Regions from separate parts of the Homo sapiens genome. Here region 2 is linked to region 1. A link is a loop called in an ENCODE intact Hi-C map of the cell type or tissue named here. Cell type or tissue: endothelial cell of umbilical vein. All regions are shown on one strand. Each heading gives the region's core, and the rest is flanking DNA. Links, peaks and the distances in the headings are about the cores only. Region 1 overlaps FRMD4A (FERM domain containing 4A). Region 2 overlaps FRMD4A (FERM domain containing 4A).

Evidence for each region. Peaks named below come from ENCODE experiments on the same cell type or tissue, not always from the same donor. Only the 100,000 strongest peaks of a DNase experiment are listed, where the experiment ranks them.
Region 2: a loop joins it to region 1, with 8 times the contacts of the local background. A loop is called at or near these places in 4 of 110 quality-filtered maps.

The regions. Positions count from the first base shown.
Region 1 is chr10:13,682,079-13,690,415 of GRCh38, reverse strand. All of the region lies in intron 15 of FRMD4A (FERM domain containing 4A), which reads left to right. Among named protein-coding and RNA genes, the nearest start is that of PRPF18, 99 kb to the right of the region's middle. RefSeq lists a silencer at 3,590-3,709. In endothelial cell of umbilical vein, for the core only: no CTCF peak of the experiment used is centred there; DNase peaks (open chromatin) are centred at 3,945, 5,825 and 6,305; H3K27ac peaks cover 4,793 bases.
Region 2 is chr10:13,753,912-13,762,248 of GRCh38, reverse strand. It overlaps FRMD4A (FERM domain containing 4A), which reads left to right. Exons shown (of 25, transcript NM_018027.5): 8 at 580-602. Among named protein-coding and RNA genes, the nearest start is that of PRPF18, 170 kb to the right of the region's middle. RefSeq lists enhancers at 3,636-3,775, 3,227-3,924, 3,073-4,272, 4,507-4,696. In endothelial cell of umbilical vein, for the core only: no CTCF peak of the experiment used is centred there; DNase peaks (open chromatin) are centred at 3,728 and 4,848; H3K27ac peaks cover 1,952 bases.

The sequences.
Region 1 (8,337 bases), core at 85-8,084:
GGGATGGCTGACGGCTGCCTGTGTTTCCTTGCACCAGGAGGATAAAGCTTTCCCGTGATGAAAGCATTGGCAGCGCCATCTGGAAGGGGCTGATTCGACATCCCTTGCAATGGGGAAATCTAGCCTTGGCCTGAAGATCTAGGCGGCTGGCTCATCTCCATCCCTTTCTTCCTGCCTTTCTGCCCTCTTGCCTAGAATGTGTTCCCACAAAGGGGACAAGCCCCGCTGCTTGCAATTCCAGGAGAGCTCTAATTGTTAATACTCTTATTACACTTGCCGGATTTTATTTTCTGATGTTCATTCAGAAAAGGTGATATGTATAACCCAGTGTCCAGTTGGGTCAACTGTTTTCTCTCTTTCACCTCCTTGTTAGATAGTGTCTAATAATTGTTCCTTAAAAGCATTTTGAGAAACTAGTCTCCATTTCAGAATTTTCTAATACTTGCCCAGTACCCAACACCCAATAGGTGTTTGATGCACAGTTATTGAAATTGAATTAAATTGTGAAGGATACTAATAAGACTCCTGCATGTGCTGTGTTTTAGGAATATTCACCCCAGCACAGTGGCTCACGCCTATTCAGGAGGGTAGGGGTTTGGGGCGGTGGGGAGGATCACTTGAAGCCAGGAGTTCCAGACCAGCCTTGGCAACATAGCAAGACACCATCTGTACCAAAAAAAAAAAAATCTTCTTAATATAGCTGGACATGGTGGTGCATGCTTATATTTCCCACTACTTGGGAGGCTGAGGCTGGAGGATCACGTGAGCCCAGGAGTTCAAGGCTGTAGTGAGCTATGATGGTATCACTATACTAACAGCCTAGGTGACAGAGTGAGACCCTGTCTCTTAAAAAAAAAAAAAAAAAAGAATCTTCTAATCTATGTTCCTAGAGTGTATGGTACCCTGGGCCTTGCTGATACCTCCCATAGGATCTGTCTCCAGTACTTTTTTTCCCAAATTATATTGTAAGCCTTTGTCACACTGGTATGAGACCTTTAAAGTTTGTGTCACGTCAGTGTCCTGCAGTAGTATCCATCTTGTCATCTTTCAATTATTCTCTGACCCTCATCTAAACCCAAATCATGGTGTGTCTGAGCCATGTCACAACACTGTAAGATTTCTGTGGTATAAACATTTCTGCTAGCTCCCAACTCTGCCAGGTACTATACACAGCATTTTACAAAGTTATAGCCCTCCCCCCCCCCCCCCCCCCCCCCGCAAAGAGTTTGTGTACTGCTCATTGATTTAAAAAAAAGACGTAAAATGTTTCTAAACTATTAGTAACTTTGAAGGTGGTTTGCCTGTTTAAGGACACATAATTACCTTTAAAACTACTGAAGTCTAGTACTTGGTATCTGAGGCCTCAGATGCTGAAGAAATGAAGAATGTCATTGATACCTATTAAAGAAGCCAGGCCAGGTGCAATGGCTCAGGCCTGTAATCCCAGCACTTTGGGAGGCCAAGGCAGGCAGGAGTTCGAGACTAGCCTGGCCAACATGATGAAATCCGGTCTCTACCAAAAATATAAAAATTAGCTAGGCGTGTAATTACACACCCATAATCCCAGATACTTGGGAGGCTGAGGCAGGAGAGTTACTTGAGCCTAGCTAGGAGGCAGAGGTTGCAGTGAGCTGAAATTACACCACTGCATTCCAGCCTGTGAGACAGAGCGAGACTCTGTCTCTAAAATAAGTAAATAAATAAAAAAGAAGTCAATATCCATACCTACCAATGCCCTGAGCCACGGATTAGCATTTCAAATAAAAAAGTCAACATAGTTGACTGTAGATTTTGCTTCATTTTTATTTTTTAAACCCAAGATCCGTCACCAGATTCTTTTTTTTAATAGTAAATTTTTTAATTTTTTTATTATTATACTTTAAGTTTTAGGGTACATGTGCACAAGGTGCAGGTTTGTTACACACGTATACATGTGCCATGTTGGTGTGCTGCACCGATTAACTCGTCATTTAGCATTAGGTATATCTCCTAATGCTATCCCTCCCCCTGTCCCCCACCCCACAACAGTCCCCAGTGTGTGATGTTCCCCTTCCTGTGTCCATGTGTTCTCATTCTTCAATTCCCACCTATGAGTGAGAACATGCGGTGTTTGGTTTTTTGTGCTTGCTATAGTTTGCCGAGAATGATGGTTTCCAGTTTCATCCATGTCCCTACAAAGGACATGAACTCATCATTTTTTATGGCTGCATAGTATTCCATGGTGTATATGTGCCGCATTTTCTTAATCCAGTCTATCGTTGTTGGACATTTAGGTTGGTTCCAAGTCTTTGCTATGCTGTCACCAGATTCTTGACAGTCCTGCTCATCACACTGCAGATGACTCAATGGCAGATGATTTCAGCGTAGTTAAAGTGATTGGTTAAGGCTTGAGATCAGGGCCCTGAATCCCGTAGTAGTGATACGCAGAGCTGTCCCCTGTGAGACCCCGTAGACCTGTATTTAAGTGGAGGCCCTTAGAGGTGGTGAACCATCTGAATCAGAGCTGTAAGCCTGTGTTGGAAGAAAAGGAATGAAATTCTCACCTCCCCATGCAGCACTGAGTGGCATTCAGATGGGAGGAAAGTCGTGGAACCCGCGTCCTGAATCCATTTGTGCAGGTGCTCAGTGCCTCTGTTATTGACCACTGGAGGGGGAGCAGGCAGGGTGCATTGGATTCACTCTGCCCTGTGACAGCCCAGTGATTGCTTCCACATTTGTAGCTGCGTCTCTCTGTTGCTTTCACTCCTAAGTCTTCAGGTAACACATTTGCAGAAAGTTCAGGTACAGTTTGAGAGAACAACTATGAATTCAAACCATCTGGTTAAGACATGTTCAGGGTCTTTTAAAAAAAGAATCCAAAATCCATGTTGAAAGAACTTGAATGGGTTTATTCCTTCCTTCCCATCTCATGTTACTTGAAATTCCAGAAAATGTTGGAGGGGAGAAAAAAGGGAATAACAACAACAAAGCAACAATAACTGGGTGTATCTTTGTAGGTGAAGACACACAGCCCATTCATAGCTTGTCTGAAAGTGAGACAGAGCCTGAGATTTGTTCTAAGTGTTGTTTTGGGGATTTGCCATCAGAGAACAGCTCATTCATTCATTCATTTTGTTTTTTGAGATGGAGTCTTGCTCTGTCGCCCAGGCTGGAGTGCAGTGGCATGATCTCGGCTCACTGCAACCTCTTCCTCCCGGGTTATCTGCGATTCTCCTGCCTCAGCCTCCTGAGCAGCTGGGACTACAGTTGCCCACCACCACATTTGGCTAATTAATTTTTGTATTTTTAGTAGAGATGGGGTTTCATGATGTTGGCCAGGATGGTCTCGAACTCTTGAGCTCAAGTGAGCTGCCTGCCTCGGCCTCCCAACATGCTGGGATTACAGGCTTGAGCCACCACACCTGGCCAAGCCATCAGAGAACAGTTCTGATTTCAATGGGAGTTAGGAGAGTTAGTTTTTGTTCTCAGGCTTTTTAAGGAAAATAGCACAAACCCACTTAGGAAATACCCAGTGTGCTGCAGGGACGTGTGGCTTGTTGTATTAACCACTGAAACGAATAAATGGGACTGCAGCATTTCTTAAATGAGATGATGAGGCTGATCTTGGCTTCTCGACTAGAAGTCTAGGGCCATAAACGACCCATTCTCTGTAAAACTAAGGGATATGTTGTGTTTTCAAGTAGGAATTTGGCTGTGTGATTACTGAGATGGCCATTGAGTCATCTGCAGTGTGATCAGCAAGATTGCGAAGAATCTGGTGATGGATCTTGGGTTTAAAAAACGAGAAATGAAACAAAACTTGCAGTCTGTCATTGTACCCTGGCTCTGACACTTTCTGTTCTGGGAGAAAACAGGTTGTGCTAAACATGGGCCTGGCATTGCCTGGGATCCGTCCACATTCAGTCCTCAGCTGTTGACACACTCCCATTCTCTGAATGCTAGCACTTCCTCCCATTGTTAAGGAGTTTATTAATAACTAATGTAACAATGAGAGTGCCAGCTATCTGACATCTCTCCAAACAGAGAGGGGAGCTGATAGGCTCTGTCAGCGTCATGATGGCGGCTGTGTTCAGCTCAGAATTCACTGCCTTGCGCTGATATAAATCACACGACGTTTTTCGGTTTTGTCTTCATCCCTTCTCTTTTGTCCTTCCTCCTTCTCCTCCCTGTATCTCTGTTCCTGGCCTTTTAAAGTCCTCCATTACCCATGGCCTGTGGCCTCTCCTTTTAGGTCTAACAATGGACAGGATTCCAGGGGCCTTAATTTTGGTCATAGCCTCTGCTCTGCCCCAGGGCGCAGCCAAAGTCGGATTGTGCCAGGGTTTGTTTATGCTGGACCGTGTGCCCAGGGAGAGCTGCGAAATCTCTTTCTGGGGAATGGATGGTTCTGGACATGTTTGAGCAGGACTGGCCTGAGTCAAAATTGAGAGGGAGACAGAGTCGTTATCCCTTTCTGTTCTTATTTTGGGGGAAATAAAGACAAAGTCATTTACACAGCTATATTTATCCCCTGAGGTGTTACTAATAAAGGAGCATTTGCCCACTAAAGGGAACCAGGACCAAATGACAATGTATAACCTAAATGAATGACTTTCCAATGATAACTTTTTTTTGAGACAGGGTCTCGCTCTGTCGCCCTGAGTGCAGTGGTGCAATGCTAGCTCACTCCAGCCTCAAACTCCTGGGCTTAAGCGATCCTCCTGCCTCAGCCTCCTGACTGGGTAGGACTGTGATGAAATTTTAAATACTAAAAAGAGATATAACTATCACTTCCCACGAGCGTTTCTCTGTTCCCATTTAGGGCCAGCCCTCTGTTGCAGTGCTCCTTTGCTGGGAGCACAGAATGAGGATGACTGAAATTCACAGTTAACCTGCAAACGTTGGTATTGCAATAGCCTAACAAGCTTGGACCCAGAAGATAGGTCAGCTCCCTCATTTCACAGCCTAAGAAATGGAAACTGTAGGATTTACAAACCATAGTTTCAGCTGGGTATTTTACTGGATGCTGCTAATTTTTTAAAATGAATGTTCAGTTATTTTTTTCCATTCTCCTCTCTCTCTGTTAAATTACATTTGCACTCTTCACCGAGTGCCAGTGAGCCATGGAATCTAGCCAGAAAGCAAAGCTCTTCCAGAGACTCCCAGCCACCATCAAAAGGTGCTTGGTTTTCAAAGAGCTTCAATTTCAATGCTCTCTGAAATGAACTATTTTATTTCTAAAATTTCTAAGCCTGATGAAAAGTTCTCCAAGCATGCATTTTTTCATGTTAAAAATCACATCTAATTCTCTATAACAGTCCCCAGAGATGACACGTTTATCCTGCAGTCTGCAATGTGGCATTATTTCCCGTGGTCTCCTGGGACATCTTTTATGTAAGGAATTCATCACTGAGGATTTGTCAAGGAAATAAATATCTTTTTATCATAAAGAAGAATTCTAACCTTTTCCTCATATTTATTCCTGGGATGTCTGCCAAAACTTTTCCTTACAGCTTTTACTGATCTGCTGGGAATATACCGCCTTCTTCATTTTTTTTTTTTTTTCTCTAAGGTCTAAAGAGACGGATTGTCATTTCCCTTCTTTAGTTCTAGAACAACCGATTCCTTTCTTCTTTGGAGCATTGTTTGCTTTGAAGTTTCCCCTCCTTCCAGAGAGGAAAGCACCCCTTCTCTGTCTTCTGAAATCAGTGGCTGGTCATCAATATCCCCTCTGTGTCAAAAACAGATGAGCCACGCGTGGCTCCTGACAACGTCCTCCTGGCAGAATGTGCGCTCATATCCGGTGCTGAGTCGCCCAGGGTCTTCTGAACAATTGGAGCATTTCTGGCTCGCGGCTGAATGAGGCTGAAAGAGGCTGTCCTTCCATGTGTCTGCCGGCCGGGAGGAGAGCTGCTGTTTGTGCTGCTGGCGTTGCCTCCACATCCGCTCCTCCACACCCAGCTGTCCCCGGCTGGAGTCTGGAGTTCCCCGGCTGGAAGCTGGGAAACCCACAGTGACACAGGCAGTGTCTCCAGGGTCTCAAACAATGTTCATAGCATCGGGAAGTTCACTCCAAAGATTTCCAAATGCCCCCGAAAATGACTTTCTGACTTGGCGTGAGTAACTCCATCTCTCTCTCTGCTTGGATGGGAATTGTCTTTTTAGGGTCAGCCCTTTTTGTCTTCCTCGTTGGCCAGATTATTAGTGAACTAGTTCAATGAAAATCCTTTGGATTAGGATTGAAATGTGCTCATAAGGTCGCCAAAAACAACAGATTCTATCTTTAGTATCATTCAAGTAGATCATTTCCTCCCGATAACTGGGAGGAAAGATTTTTTGCTGGAGAACTGACCTGATGACACTGTTTTCCTGACAATAATTCAGAGGCAGGCTTAACCTTCTCAGAGAGGCAATAAAAAAAGTCACCCAGCTGGGTGCAGTGGCTCACGCCTGTAATCCCAGCACTTTGGGAGTCAAGGCGGGCAGATCACTTGAGGTCAGCAGTTGGAGACCAGCCTGGCTAACATGGTGAAACCCCATCTCTACTAAAAATAGAAAAATTAGTCAGGCATGGTGGCGCACTATAATCCCAGCTACTCGGGAGGCTGAGGCAGGAGAATCACTTGAACCCAGGAGGCAGAGGTTGCAGTGAACTGAGATCACACCACTGCACTCCAGCCTGGGCGACAGAGTGAGACTCCGTCTCAAAAAGAAAAAAAAAAAACTGGATGTGACCAGCTACAATTCACGTTAATTACCCAGTTAGCTCCCGGCTGTGGGTTCCACCTTCCACCTTCTACGGCAACTACTACCTGTCTCATTCTTTTTTTTGTCTGTTTAGAGACAGGGTCTCACTCTGTTACCCAGGCTGGAGCGCAGTGGTGTGAGCATAGCTCAGTGTACTCTCAAACTCCCGGATTCAAGGGATCTTCCTGCCTCAGCCTTTTGGGCAGCTGGGACTACAGGCGTTTACCACCACATCCAACTAATTTTTTTATTTTTTGTTTTTTTTTTTTTACAGATAGGGTCTCGCTGTGTTGCCCAGGATAGTCTCAAACTCCTGGCATTAAGCAATCCTCCCGCCAGGGCCTCCCAAAGTGCTGGCATTAGAGGTGAAAGCCACCAGGCCCGGCCTATTCTTGTGGCCTGCTCTCTTCTGCCTCCCGGCAGGCAGGTCTGAGCACTGGATGCATGTCTGCTGTTCGTGTCTCTCCCACACCACCGTGCACGTGGAAGGGGCTCCAGAGGCTTCTATTAGTCGGGCGTTGTGGCGCGCTGTAATCCCAGCTACATGGGAGGCTGAGGCAGGAGAATCACTTGAACCCAGGAGGCGGAGGTTGCAGTGAGCTGAGATCACGCCACTGCACTCCAGCCTGGGTGATCCAAAGAGCCCCTGCCCTGCTTCCTTCTCTTAGGTTTTGATGCTTGCACTATCACGCAAAGAGCCCCCACTTGGGAGTCGATGTGACTGCTTTCTACACAGGTTTACCAGGGCAGCCCAGCTGAGATCAAGACAGAAAGCTCCTACCCGTGTTGAGTTTTTATGCAAGAGGCAGAAGACAGAATAGCAGAGTTAGACTCCCAGTTCAGCCTCCTTATGACTCTGTGACCTTTTCTATGAAAATGGGAGGCCAGGCGCAGTGGCTCACGCCTGTAATCCCAGCACTTTGGGAGGCCGAGGCAGGTGGATCACAGGGTCAGGAGTTCAAGACCAACCTGACCAACATACTATATCTCTACTAACCCCATCTCTACTAAAAATATAAAAATTAGCCGGGCGTGGTGGCGTGTGCCTGTGGTCCCAGCTATTCAGGAGGCTGAGGCAGGAGAATCACTTGAACCCGGGAGGTGGAGGTTGCAGTGAGCCAAGATCAGGCCACTGCACTCCAGCTTTGGTGACAAAGCGAGACTCTGTCTCAAAAAAAAAAAAAAAAAAAAAGAAAGAAAGAAAATGGGAATGATGTCTCTGTGAGGATTCAATGAAGTGCAGCAGGTAGGAAGCTCCTGTTTAGGAGTTCTCTAAAAACTCATTTCCTTACCCTTCTCCTCCTGAGCTTCCTGAATTGATGTGGCCACGGTGGGTGGTACATCTGCAAGCATTCTACGTTTCCTTGCTTGTCCACGAAATGGACTTTCTCATCTACATTTTGAAGCTCTCTGAATTGGGGTGCAGACTCCTAGTAAAGGCTAGGAATAGTGGCGGGGGAGGGTTTCAGACGGGGTCTTGCTTTGTTGCCCAGGCTGGAGTGCAGTGGCGCAATCACAGCTCACAGTAGCCTCAACACCCTCTGCTGAAGGAATTCTCCCATCTCAGCCTCCAGCGTAGCTGAGACCACAGGCATGCACTACCACGCCTTA
Region 2 (8,337 bases), core at 121-8,120, 72 kb before region 1:
GTAAAGCCCTTTAGGTTATGCAAAAATAAAACGTAAAAAAAGATGTTATAGAATATTAGCTTAATAGTGGCAAGATGAGTTAAAATGATATCATTTCTTTATTCCTTCAATAAGTATTTACTGAGCAACTACTATGTTCAGGGCATTATACTGGATTCACTAAAGTTTCTCTGGTCCCTACCTCCAGAGTCTTCAGTATAATTGGGAACTAGCATAAAATACAAACCAAAACAAAAACTGACCCTAGAAATCGACAGTTCTATCCAGATACATGTTCATATTTAGAATCTTTAATCTAGAACATGTCAGACCCAGGCTTAGAGGTGGAGATGTGCATTTTGTCATTATGAATCACTTACTTTGTATATAAGTTTCTAGAGTTTAGTTTCATATTTCATATTCAAATGGCAAAGGTGTGCATTCAGTTTTAATTGTATTCCTGCAGCAAATAGGATGATAACTGCAGGAAGCTGAACTCATCTCATTCAGTAGAGAAACTCTCATGATTATAGAATGTACTTTAGAGTCTCTAACATTGGCTTAGTGTATTTCGCTGATGTTGAATTTTTTCTTCTACAGGAGGCAAAGGGAGATTTTTCTAGGTAAGTTTACAATTTTGTTGTTGTGTTGTTTAAAATGTAAGCCCTTGCTTCTCTATTAAAAGAAACTAATCAGGATGTCCTTTTTAGGTGGACAATTTATTCATGTTATATGTTAATGATGAGATCTAACTCTCAACTTGTCCACTGAAACAGATAGATCAGGTGGAGAAAATATAGTAATAGCAAGGGAGATATTCTCCACTACATGCAAAGCCCGGAGATTACTGGAAAGCTGACATTAGGCCCAGCGTCACACATGCCCATTGTCCTGAGGTTGGACAGGCTGCTCAAATGTCTCGTAGAGGCTGGAATCACCACTGTGGTGTAAATATGATTGCAGATAACCTGTCAGTCCTGACAAGTAGGTGGACATCTTTTTTTCTCTCAATGTAGTCCCTGCCCCTCAAGGGACAAAATACTTTCTTACAGGGAAATTTCATTCGTGAAAATGTTACAACATAAAAATACCCCACCTCTGCTTTCCTTCTGTCTTAGGATATTGTGTTGGAGAAAACATAAACAGACAACTACTGGGAATCTGTGAATGTTGTTAATAACCCTGTAAAACTGCAAACTTGTCATTTATTTCATTCATCACCATATGTTGATCAGTATGGCTGAAATTGCCCTGAAATCGCCCTGAAATCTCTTGTGATCATCACCAGACCCTGCACAGAGCAGAGGGTGTAGCCAACCACTAGCAGGACTATCTGCTCAAAGATAGTCGTTATTCCTGGGATTCTGTTTGATCAAGCTCCTCTGAAAAAAAAAAAAAAGGCCAGGGTAGCCCATTCTGGAGAATCAAGGTTTAGAGGCAAAAAGAGTGAACCACATGAACAGGAAAGGAAAGCATCAAGGCGTAAGGTTCTGGCCCATTAACAGGAAATTAGCAAATTGGTATTAAAAAGAAACACAGATCGTACCTCTGCTCCATCTAAGAACCTGTCTGTTTCCCCATGCTTTGAGGGATTTTATCTGTAAATGCAGCAAAAACTACTTCTGTTGGTGGCCACCTGTAGTTGGCTGTCTTTGTCACTGGTTTTTCAGGTCTCAACTGCTTTCTCCTTGCTCTCCATGTACACTTCTCATGCTTGCTTTTTTATTATTATTATTTTTTAATTTTTTTCAGAGACAAGGTCTCCTTCTGTTACCCAGGCTGGAGTGCAGTGGTGCAGTCATGTCTCACTGTAACCTCCAGCTCCTGGGCTCAAGTGATCCTCCTGCCTCAGCCTCCCAAGTTGCTGGGACTACAGGCATGAGTCACTGCACCGGGCTAATTATTTTATTTTATTTTTTGTAGAGATGAGCTCTCACTATGTTGACTGTTCTCAGTCAGACATCTCAGCAAAAGCAAAAAATTATTTTACAGTCTAAAACAAGGATCGGCGAGCTTTTTTTGTTGAGGGCCAGATTGTCAGTATCTTGAGTTTTGCACGCAGTACGATCTCTGTTTCAATTACACAACTCTTCCTAAGTGCAAAAGCAGCCCCATAGGATAAGTAAATGGATGAGCCTGATTGTGTTCCAATAAAACTTTATTTATGGATACAGAAATATGAATTTCATATAAATGTTCATGTATCACAAAATATTCTTCTTCTTTTGGTTTCTTTTTCCAATCAGTTAAAAGTGTAAAAGCCATCCTTAGTTCATGGGTAATACATAAACAAGCAGAGGACTGGATTTGTCTAGGGGGTTGTAGTTGCTGACTCTGATCTCAAATGCCATCTCTTCAGCTCTGTTTGAATATTTGCATAAAGAGACCTCCAGGCCCCTTTTATTTAAGTTCTCCAAGTTTTTGGTATAAAGCAGTGGTAGTCAAATTTTTAAATAGATAATGACTGTAAGTAGCTTTGGCTGGAGACCTTGAACTTTGTAGGTGGCCAGTAACCATTTACCGAATTTGCTAAACATAATGTTTTCAGGTTACAGAAACTAAATCTTGTTACAATTTTTATTTGTCACTTTTTTATGACATTAATTTGGCCTTGGAATTTGGGGTTTTGATAAGTGCCAGTCCATATCTACTTACAAAGATTTCTGAAGTCCCATGAAAAAATGATTTAAAAACCACAAATCCAATGGATTCCAGTGTCTAGTCTACTTACTCACATTTTTCCCTCCACATTTCTTTCGCCAGCTCTGAACTCTGCTGTAAATATTATTTATTTTGAGAGTACCCTGACGGGATGGAATGTGAACTGGGAATAGCATGATCTGGCCCCACGGATCATGGGAACGTGTGGCCACATGGATTGCCAGGGAGAAGGAAGTGCAGGCTTGGCCTCCACAGTAATTCATGGCCCCCTAATGAGCTTCTGGAATGCCAGCTTGTTGGCTGAATTCAAAGAAACAAAGGATCCGGGTTGTGCTCCATTTGTCAAAGTGCTACTGCTACCTAGCAGTTTGTTTGTAAGCGCAGCTGTCTGGGAAGAGAAATCACTGTCAGGAGAGGGGAGAGGTCAGACACCTTATCCAAAAGGTCAGTTTATCTCACAGCCTAAAACCTACACCATGGACGGTGGGGGTGATTTGTTACATGGGAGTCTCTGATAAACACCCTTTTTCTGTAGCAGGCCCATGCTAGTAAAGCCATCTTCAGAGGTCCAGAGAAACTAGTACACTTGAGTGGCCTAAAATTGTGGAGTAATAGAAGTAATTCCAAATTCCTTCCCATCTGCTTCTGGGAAGATACCCAACACGTCGAAATTGACCACATTCGGTTCAGTGGCTAAACATTAGGTATTTTAGATGTCCCATTCTCATAACTTATGTAATTTATATAAATAAATTTATTTATGATTTATTATAGAAAGTTGTTTTTGCTATTGATGCAGGATTTTTTGCTCCTTAGTTCAACTAAAATCCAGCTTCTTGTCTCACGACCAGGAAAAAATAGGCACATGGACACACTGAAGGGAGAGGAGAGTGGATTATTAAGCGAAAAGAAGGCTCTCAGCAAAAAAAGAGAGGGTCCTGCCAACAGGCTCCCACCTCACAGATTGAATATCAGTCTCCTCCCCTGCATAAGGCATGAATTCTTGGTGGCTCCACCCCCTTCTCCTAGTGCACATGTGGGCCCCAGTCCCTTGCAGGCACGCCCGGGCAAGACCCTGTGCAGGTTTCCTTATCTGCATCTGCATGCCTCCTGCATCTATCACTATTATTAAATGCATGACTATATAACCTCAGTTTTATTTAAAGGAATGGCTTTGACTTCCATACTGTAGATATGTTTTCCTGAACCACATTAATAAAATACCAGCTTAGAACACACAGAACCCTAGAAAAGGCTTTTCTAGATATAACACAGGGTCTAGGGCTGAACTCAAAGATCTTCTAAAATCCAGAGGATCCAATAACCTTTTAAATGAATGGCCACACACAAAAGATAAAGTAACTCTTTCATAGCCTGAAAGGTCCTGAATCTAAAACTTCCCAAAAGGCTATTTTCTTCAGGATACTATTATCCTAGATATTTACATTTCAGGGACTATATCCAAATTACATTTATGTGGAATGAGTATTAATTCATAAATTATGGGAGCAGTTTCCTTGAGGTACAAGAGAAAAGGGGATTGCTTTTACAAAAGAGAAGTCAAGGGCTGGGTGTGGTGGCTCATGCCTGTAATCCCAGCACTTTGGGAGGCCAAGGCAGGTGAATCACCTAAGGTCGAGAGTTCAAGACCAGCCTGGCCAACATGGTGAAACCCTGTCTCTACTAAAAATACAAAAATTAGCCAGGTGTGGTGGTGTGCGCCTGTAATCCCAGATACTCGGGAGGCTGAGGCAGGAGAATTGCTTGAACCTGGTAGGCGGAGGTTGCAGTGAGCTGAGATCGTGCCATTACACTCCAGCCTGGGTGACAAGAGCAAAACTCCCTCTCAAATAAAAAAAAGACGAAGTCAAAAGTGCTGATACACCTTAATGGAAAGAGAACTATATAAAGACAACTGTGAACCGTAGCTACTCTTTCTCATGAAACTCACTTGCTCTTCCGTTTCTTCTTTTGGGCTCTCTGTTTTGCTCAGCAGATGCCTGAAGGCTTATTCTTACATAACTGTCTTTTCTTTCCCACTAACAAAATAGCTCACTTCCTTGTCTTATTGGACTTTACACTGAAATGTCAGGTTTAGCGTGCTGAGAGAAAATGACTGTTATCTAGATAGATGATTAGTATCGCCTGCCATAGAAGAGATACAGACCACACATGTTCATATTCTACCAAATGGAGGACAAATTTGTACGATACTTCTAAAGGTTTAGGAAATAGTCTTATCTAAAAATAACATTTTTTCACTTTTATTGTTTTCCTTAGCACAGCATGTAGTAATCTCATTTCATTTCCTGATGTATATACATGTAAAACAAAAAACCTCATGTCTGTCGACAATCAGGAAGTCAGTAGAGTTGGCATTTCTCTTTAAAAACAATTCAGTAGCCTCCAAGCTGTTAACAAAGGCAGCTGTGGGCCAAATATTTGGAAGACAAGAACCGATGCAGTTTAAAAACAAAAAATTGTCTTTCGATAATCGCTGTTGACCATTGGCCAACTAACTAACAGACATTATCTATGATTCTTACATACTTTATTCATCGTAAACAGTGCAGGGTTTTGAGAATGGAGCACTGATGTTTTCTGTTTCAAAGCTTTTTTAAAAACTCTTGGGTTATGATAGAAAAACTAATGTTCTCTTCCTTAAAAAGTTCAGTGCAGAGAATACCTCATTTAATCGACTGATAGGACGTCCAATTTTCTAGTTATATTCTAATTTAATTTAACAGAAGTCTCATTGCAACACTGTACTGAGGGAGATATCACATACAAAAACTTGATTTTTTGGTTTTTGTCTATAAGGGACCTTAACTGAAAACCTTATCAGCCAATCTCCTTACCCTGATTTTGAGAATCACTTCACCTCTGCCAGCCCTTCTGATCTTTCTAAAAATGTGCCGCAAATTTTCTTAAAATAATAACTTTAAGCAAAGCATGGTGGCTCACGTCTTTAATCCCAGCACTTTGGGAGGCCGAGGCGGATGGATTGCTTGAGGCCAGGAGTTCGAGACCAGCCAGGGCAACGTGACAAAACCCCGTCTCCACTAAAAATACAAAAACAATTAGTCGGGCATGGTGGCGTGTGCCTGTAGTCCCAGCTACTTGGGAGGCTGAGGTGGGAGGATTGCTTGATCCCAGGAGGCAGAGGCTGCCGCTGCAGTGAGCCGAGATTGCACCACTGCACTCCAGCCTGAGTAATAGAGCGAGACCCTGTCTCAAAAAATAAAATAAAAAATAACGTTTAGCATTTTGCAATATTGAAGTACTTTTAAAATGCTTTGCGCTAAACAATGCAAATCACAAATGCCAAAATCACACTACCTTTGAAATAAAGAATCGTCCATACATTAACAGAGACAAGTAAAAAACATCTGTTCTATAGAATTTTTTGTTAACAAGATTTATTGAAACCAGATCAGTAAAGCTGTGTTACTCTGGACCCTCTTCTGGGACCTGGAAATATTTTTGTTTCCGAGGACTGGATATACTGATGCTAATCACTAAAACAGGATTCTCCCAGCATGAGATTTATTAAGACCAGAAAGCAAACAGCACCTGGAAAAGACAGATAGTAAGGAAATTCCGTGTAAAGATTCTTGGTCCACGTTTTGCCTACCTGGCTCTGTTCAGCAGAACCCATCACATGCTTAAGAGGCGATGGAAGGGACCCTGTGTCTACAGGCTCACCATTCCAAATAAACATAGCCACCAAAGGAAAAGAACTCAGGTTTTGATTGAATACTTGGGGGCCAGTTTACATGACATCTCTACAAGATGAAATGCCAGTCCAAGTGAGAGAATATCAGCTTATCAGAGCTTAGTGAGTGTCGGCTAAGAAATCTTAGTGTATACCTGTGGTGTCAGTCTGCAAGTTACTAATTCTGTTTCTTTAAAACAAAAAATGAAAAACAGCTTGCTTTTAGAAACAGAACAATGCATCACCCAATCAATGGAAACAAATAGTAGCAGTCCCTCATTAACAAGGAAAATTGATTTTCACCTCCATTTTAGAAGAGGAGTTGGAGTATTTATTTGTGCTGAAAAATTCCCATTAACTTCCACAAACCACATGTTATTAGGTGCCCAGGGGAGCGGTTAGAGGCAAAAATGTAAAGACCTTTTAGTATTTTATCTTCTATAAACCATGGGATGGTGTGCTCACTAGTGTGGAAAGAAATTTTTATGGCCCAAAAAGAGTGCCTTCTTGGTTTTCTCTTTCTTTCTTTGAAATCTGTTCTGCCTTTATAAAGAGCCATGTGTGAATTAATATAAACTGAACTCAACTTACTGGTATCCGAAAATTCCAGGTTTGTAAGTCTTTTTTGCCAGGCCAGAGGGTGCCTTTTGGGAAGTCACAGGCTAGAGGAAGAGCTTTAGATGATCAACAGGAAAAGAACACGAAGAACTAATTTTCTTCTAAAAGACTTTTTTTGAGTAATATAAACGTTTATATCGATTGCGATCTTTAAAAAGATGACAAAGTCATTTTCTTGCCAGCTACAACATGGAGACTTGATTAATCTAAAGCAGCAGTCTGTAAATCACAATTCCTAGTATACCAATATCATTTCCCTGCACTTACAGAAGTGGTTTTACTACCACAGCTTTAGCTCTAGCTCTAGCTAGCTCGGTTTCAAATCGTTATTAGATCATTTGGGGCATATTTCCCTACGATTTTTAAATTGACCACTTGAAAATAAACAGCTGGCATGATCATATGGTACGAGAAATAGACTTGCTGAGGCTTTTAGATAATTCCTGAAAAAATACTCAGTTATGTCTGAAATAGTTAACATTGGGAACATAACTTATGTAACTTAACAGTAACTTTAATATCTACCTAAACTTTCAAATTTCCCTGTTGGAAACATCCTAGAAAAAAAAAAGTTGATCTGTTAAACTTGAAACACACCTAACAGCCCAAAGAAGAGTTTTTGTGGGAAGAATTGAAATTAATATAATTCTCATATACTATTTATATACTGTTTTACACACACACACACACACACACACACACACACACGAAAGAATTGTGTGTGGCGTTTTCCCATGATTTAAAAATGACTTTAAGGGCCATGAGTAATTGAAGAGCAGATGGAATCTTTCACACCAGCAAGAGCTTTTGAAAGGAACAGAATCTGTGAAAATTTGAAGCAAAATGTTCAAGTGGAAAAGTTATAAATTGTTACAGAAAGCTTTGTTTTGTGCACTAAAGTCTATTTGATGGAGCTTTCAAGTGTGTAATTCACATTTTCAAAGCATAAAAAAGTATTTGGATAGGGATAGGGTAGTTTTTTTTTTGCAGGATGATATTCTTCAAATTCTATGCGAATTGCTTAGAAGCCAAGTAAGGAGGAAATTTTGTATTATGACAGCTTACTTCTTTTGTTAGGCATTTATTTAACATATTAAAATATCATATTTTCAGTTATACCTGTGAACAGCAAAACGTTTCATGGCTATGGTACTGTGTCAGTTTTTCAGAGTGGAAATTCTGAAACTAAAGGGTGATACTGAGAAATATAGAAAGTTAATCGTTTCTTCTTGGGCTTTTTGAGAAAATTATTTGCCTGAAATTGTAGACTTATGAAACAATTTTTAAATTTGTCTTAAATTTTACATGTTTATACCTAACATAAATTAGAAATTCATAAAACTTCATTTCACCCCAGAAAACGA